Regions from separate parts of the Homo sapiens genome. Here region 2 is linked to region 1. A link is a contact called in ENCODE Hi-C or POLR2A ChIA-PET data. All regions are on one chromosome and are shown on one strand. The core of a region is the stretch at or near the end of the contact, and the rest is flanking DNA. Distances in the headings are between cores, read along the strand shown. Region 1 holds the start of TEX26-AS2 (TEX26 antisense RNA 2). Region 2 has its middle 17 kb from the start of LINC00545.

Region 1 (3,003 bases), core at 502-3,001:
GGAAGCAGGCAGAAGCTGGGGACAAGTGGGAGTCCTGCCTCTTCTGAGTTGGTGGGGCGGGAGCTCCTGGGTGCAGCTGCACTGCCCTCCCAGGCACAGGACCTGGGCATCTCTGTAGCCTACACCCTCGAGTGCCCCAGGAAGGACCCCTGTCCCTGCAGGCTTAGGGGTGTCTGCTCCCAGTGCCTGGCCTCTCCTCCCAAGGCCCGCTCCAATCTCCCAGCGGGGTTGGGGGCCAAGTCCCAGCGGGAGGCTGACAGAATCCTGGGTAGAAGGAAGAGGGTCCCCAGTAAGGGCCCACCCTCAGGCCAGGGAGAGCCTGAAGACTAGGGGCTGGGCTGCCAGTCCCGTGAACTGGAGTAGGGACTCATGGGCCTGGAAGAGTCCAGGCCCACCCATGGCCGCCCATGGACCAACTGGCATACATTTCCTTCCTTCTGAGGTCCATAAAAGCCCTGGGCTCAACCAGAGCAGGGCAGAAGATGGCCAGAAGACAAAGAGAGCAGAGAGATGATGGGACTGGATGACCAGCTGCAGAGAAGAGTACCCTGTCCACTGAGAGCCTCAGAGATGACCTGCCAGCAGAAGGGAGCTACCCACTCCTCTGAGTTGCTCTAACACTAAATAAAACTCTTCTTCACTCTTCACTTGTGTACCTCACTCTTCCTGGATGCAGGACAAGAATTTGGGCAAAGGTGCTGTGGCCACAGGGGTTCCCGGCAAGAAAAAAATCAACACCCCAGAAATCGCCTACCAAGGGTAAGTTTTTCAGGAAAGAAAAAAGAGAATTAAAGAGCCATCGGGGGATATCACAAGAAAAAAAAAATGGCAGGATTAGTAACTGTTGAAAAACTACTATCTTACAAATATAATAATAGAGATTCTAGTGCCATGTAATTAACTCATGCCAGGTCCATGACTGATCTGGGTTTGCCGATCTTCTCTGAGAATGAACCAGGTTAAAGCACTCACAGCTTCTAGCACATTAAAATAAGCAGTGGCTACTGGCCTCATGAGAATCTTTAAAGTGTTCAATGTTTAAAACACCCTTGCCATTTTTAAGATACAAGAGAACCTCAACCACACTCTTACTTTAAAATGCAATTGCTTTTTTTTTTTTTTTTTTTTTTTTTTTGAGACGGAGTCTCGCTCTGTCGCCCAGGCCGGACTGCGGACTGCAGTGGCGCAATCTCGGCTCACTGCAAGCTCCGCTTCCCGGGTGCAATTGCTTTTTAAACACACATTTGTTGACGGTGGTAGAATTTAATATTTTTGAGAAAGAACTGATTCTACAAAGCTTTTTCTCATTTTGAGGGTCCCAGGAATGTTGCATCTAAATAAATGCTGTGCCTGTACCAGTCAGCTATTGCTACATTGGCCTCTGGCATGCAGCAAAGAGCATTTATTTCTCATTCACAGTTTGTGAGTCATTGGGGCAGGTCAGCTGGGGTGACTCATTTTTCTCCTGGGACCAGTGAGCAGCCCAGGTTTATTTCTTCTAACAACCCATTAGCCAAAGAAAGCCACATGGCTGTGCTCACATACAAGGTCAGGGGAAATACATTCCATCTTTAGTGGGAGGCACTGCAAGGTTACATGGCCAGGGGTGTGGATACAGAGAGAGATGAAGAATTGGGGCCAATAATTCACTTTACCACCGTCCCTAAAGCAAAAGTCTGTCGAAGATGACATCTCAATACTGTATTTACAAGTAGAACATCTTGCTCTAGAGTGATGTCACTGACAAGTTCTAGAACCCTGTAGGTAAGAGGACTTTTTGTGTCCAGACAGATGGCAATACTCATCCGTATGTTGTCTGCCCCAGGGCAAGGTAGGTGATGCTGGCTTTTCTTAGCTACCCTACCTCCAGAATACCAAAATGATCTCCAAAGAAGTAATCAGGGTTTGAGGGGAGGAGGAGAGCATTGAACAGGTGGTGCATAGAGAATTTTTGGGGCAGTGAAACTATCCTGTGTGATACTGTAATTGTGGATACATGGCACTATGCTTTTGTCATAACCCATAGAACTTTATAGCACAAAGAGTGAACCTCAATGTATGTGAATTTTTAAAAAATCATTTGGGAGGTCAGGGATACCATTTGGGATGCCCAAGGTGTAGAGATACATTAAAAACTTAAGATGCATGCACAGACACGTCTGCAGTCGTGAAAAACTCAAGTCCTACACAAAACTTTGCTACCAAAATTTGAAGAAGAAGAAGACGAATAGTATAAAAACAACATTCATGGGTGATCCACAACTTGAATCAATAGAAATTTATTGACTGTTGTGAAATAAAGTTACATAGAATACAAGAGTCTATGCTAACAGAAATACAATGGCACTCACACCATGATCCGACTCTTGCTTCCTTGATCTCTTTTTGCGTGACTTTTCCCTGTCCCCGGCCAACTCACTATGTATGTGTCAACCACTCCACCTTCTTCCAGTTCCTAGAACACCAAAATCATTCCTATCTTGAGGCCCTTGCCTTGCTGTTCTCTAAGCCTGGAAAGGTCTTGTCCCATCTCTCCATGTGGCTGGCTCCTTCTCCTCTTGAAGTTTCATTTCAAATAGGAGCCTCTTGGTGCCTCCCTCTAGAATCGAAGCTCCATTACTGTCTTTCACTAGTGCATTATCCCCATCCCCTAAAGCCCTGCTTGGCACGTAGGAGGTGCTCAATAAATATTTGTGGACCAAAGGGGCTACTCATTTATTAATATTTGGCTCAAGGCCCTGATGGAGTATGGACCTCTGCTTTGGAATGGATGCTGTGAGGACAGTCAGGAAGTCCCACACTGCACACACTAAACCAAGAGAGAGTCCACGTAAAGCTCCTGGGTGGCCACTGCAACAGTCTTAAGCACTCTAAGAAAGGCATAAAAGCAGATTAATGCTCAAGTATTGACCCACATCTGCAAAGGACGTTGGGGCAGGGAGACGCTTAGCTGATAAATAGAAAACTACCCCTGTCTAAAGCAGGGATGGTTGGGATATGACT
Region 2 (3,198 bases), core at 555-3,054, 110 kb after region 1:
GCTTTTGGGTTTGTAGACATGTTTGATTTGGAACTCCCAGTGTTTTACATGAAAATCCCAAATTCTGGCTTCTTTTGAAAAACCAGTTGATATGACAACCCAAGCCTTTCTGCCCCAGTTGGCCACAGTCCATGCTGGAGCAGGGTCAGCCTGCCTCCTTGGACAGGGCCGGCACACTCCACTTGGCCTCAGCCCCTCCAGCCAGCTTACCTACTGATGTTACCTTCCTGGGCTCTTTAGGCATATGAATTAGTGACCTCAGATGACACTGGTAGGGTCAACCTTTCAAACGTGCACCTTTCCACTTAGCCAAAATCTGAGCTATGCCAGACATTTTGTTAGATAGCATCAGAGCACGGACTAGAAGCTGAATTGCTCTTGCAGTGAAAGGACTGATTCCCACACTCCTATTTTATCCCTACATGAAAACATGGCAAAATCAACTTTCCTTCTTGCTTACCTTCTAGGAAAATCAGAAGTATTCACCAGGTGTTGAAATAGAAACTTATTTCTTATAATTGCCAACTTTGCTGCACTGAGTCACATGTTGATTTCTACCTAATGAAAAATCCAGAGCAGGCTGGAGTCTGACAGATAGAGCCCGATTCGCTATTTACTCTGGTGCTAATCACAATCATGTTTACAGGAAAATGCCCTCATCTGCTTCCAGCAGCTCCAGCCACTCAGCCATGTGAGCGCTGTCTTCAAAGTCAATTGCCTGTCATTTTGCTGATTTATGTTGAGCAACTGCAAGGACCCCTCGAGGTATTTGTAGCTAGCTTGATGATTCCCAGCTTATAAAGTGGCAGTGGGCAGAGCATTTCAGTTCAAATTCCCATCAAGACAGAATTTAAATCCCCAGCCCTGCTGCTCATATTTGCAATGTGAGCACTTTAGATAAGCAGAAACCATCAAACCCTAAATGCTGGGGGAAATACAACCTGGATTTCTTCAAATGGAGCCTAAGCCCAAATCTTCTTTCAGACCTTGGATAGGAAAGTGATTCTAACAGTTTTTAAAAGAGTGATCACATATGCTTTTTCCCAAGAAGTATTAACGACTGAGGCAAGACGGGCACTATCAGATTAGATTGGAGAAGCCGGGAAACGAATTTCCCTCACCGCCTGCCTGGATTCTTAACGTTTCAACCAGCAGAATCTAATTTCTTTGGAATTACTTGCCCTCTAACAGAAGTTTTCTTTTTAAAATGAAAATATTGCCGAAAAGGGAGACCTATTAAATTACTAACCCATTAGCTTCTGGTTTAGCTTCAATCTTAGAGAAGCCCAATTCCTTCTAAACCTGTCTCGCCCTACACTGAAAGTGCTGGAGGTGCAGATCTCAGTGCACTGGCCTTGGCTGCTGAGATTCAGGGAGGTTAGATGGCGGGTAGAGTCACCCATGCGCTGTGGGATGGGGGTCCCTTCCATGCACTCTCCTGGCAAGTCCTGAACCACCAAAGGTGTAAGTGGATGTATTTTTCAGGTTCTCCCTTACAGCACTTTGAAGTCAAACACAAGATTTAAGGATTGCTCACAGCCTGCATTTTCTGTATTTCTGCATTTCTTGTTCACTCAACGTCTCAGGTATTTAATTACATACTCACTGTTAGGGCTCAGGGAAGCTGTTTAGAGGTTCAGCTCAGCCCCTTCGGGTCACAAAACTGAAATACAGTGACTTCCCCAAAGTCAGCAAAGCTCAAGGATCCTTAAGAACCCAGACATGTGAGATACTGAGTAATCCAAACTGAGGCCAACTCCAAAAAAGGGCTCCATTGACTCATCTTTCGGTCATCTCGCTCCAGCTCTCACTTAGAGAAAGTGCGTATTTCTTCCATTTAGAAAAGACTGCTCACGCTTTCCATGTCATTACATTTCTTTATTCCTCTCTTTATATTCCAGCTGCCTTTCTTCGTGTTTTTTGTCACTTGCCCTATTTAGCCATCTCCAAACTAGCTACCTGCCTCCGTGCCATGGAGCATGCTTTTCTGCAGCTCGGCCTCACGATTCTAGGCCAGCTTTTGCACCCCCTACCCCCTCCATGCTTATAAAACTGGGTTCCCTGCTCCCTTTCTGTGTGCTGTTATGCTTCAGAAGCGCCACTGGGTGGCAGTGTCTCAGAGCAGTCCTGGGCCCTGCAACGTGGCTTTGGGCTGGGCTGCTGGTTGCTTGTCTGTTACAGCACAAACAGGCCTGTGTGGACAGGCAGAGCAACGAGACAGCCACAGTGGTGCTCTGGAAAGGATGAGTATTAGATATTAAGGAAACGAGGGACAGAGGTCTGCGTACTGTGTCCTTTCGGAGCTTGCACTAGCCACAAGGCTGACATCTGCCGTCATTCTAACAAAGGAATCTCAAATCCTGAGGCTGTTTGGGAGGTGTCCTTGAAAAGAATGACTATAACCCTTTGCCCTCCCTGTTTTGATTTTCAGCCTACCATTGGGCCCTGATTCATCCATAAAAACAACAACCAAAAAATAAAAAAAAAAGGCAATCCCCGTGAGCATTGTGTGTTTGCTGGACAGGATAGTAATGGCTTAATCCTTCTAATGGCTTTGGTCACTGCAGGATATTAGCTATTAGAAGGGTCTGTTTAAAAGGGGGTGGTGGGGGAAGGTAGGGCCATCTGCTGATTATAGCATGCATGAGGAATGAAGGGAACATTTAAAGAGACACCGTCCATTGATTTAGACACAAATAATTAGTTTGTAGTTGAAAAGGCATATTTAGGGCTTGAATTTTAGTATCTGAATCATTTGCTTAAAGTGCAAATGTGATGTCTCAGACTGGAGATGATCCCAGGAACTATTTGATTCCACCTTTCATGCTTTTTGTAAAGAACTTCTCCGGAGACTAAAAGGAATGTGGCCTGAAATGCATCAACATTGACGTCATGGCTTGGAGTCTGTGGAAGTCAAACCAAATGTTTTTATTATAAACAGGTCAGCCCAGGACCAAACTGTGAAGTACATGTTTGATTTCCATGTGTCCCACCCCCAGCCCCAGCCTTGGCCTCTGCACAGAAAATAGTTCCCAACATCCCACCAGGTGGCCCAGCCCCCTCCTCACTGACTCCCCACTTCACCTTCCCTTCCAGGCCTGACAGCAAACTAAAGCAAAAGAAATCTTCCCAAGGATCGTGGCATATTAGGAAATGAATGCACGCTCTCCATTCAGGAAAGCTGGGGGCAGGCCAACC

Evidence for each region. A loop is a pair of places that touch in the nucleus more often than their neighbours do. ChIA-PET counts read pairs that join two places held with the same protein, here RNA polymerase II (POLR2A). Pooled maps may share reads with other maps.
Region 2: a map of mammary epithelial cell shows a loop between it and region 1 (6-fold over the local background). The contact joins the enhancer-like site here to the promoter of TEX26-AS2 in region 1. A Hi-C loop is called at or near these places in 3 of 168 maps with a recorded cell type or tissue (IMR-90, ascending aorta and mammary epithelial cell) and 6 of 50 pooled maps. POLR2A ChIA-PET finds 5 or more read pairs at or near these places in 5 of 52 experiments (AG04449, AG04450, HCT116 and 2 more).

Annotation. Positions count from the first base shown.
Region 1 is chr13:30,976,388-30,979,390 of GRCh38, reverse strand. It overlaps TEX26-AS2 (TEX26 antisense RNA 2), which reads left to right and starts at 1,751. Exons shown (of 3, transcript XR_941820.3): 1 at 1,751-1,831.
Region 2 is chr13:30,864,442-30,867,639 of GRCh38, reverse strand. No RefSeq gene overlaps it. Among named protein-coding and RNA genes, the nearest start is that of LINC00545, 17 kb to the left of the region's middle. Within about 2 kb of position 1,804, at least 29 of the 41 ENCODE cell types and tissues checked have a DNase peak (open chromatin) inside an H3K27ac peak, as active enhancers do; they include HCT116, IMR-90, ascending aorta and 1 more, where a contact is called at or near this core.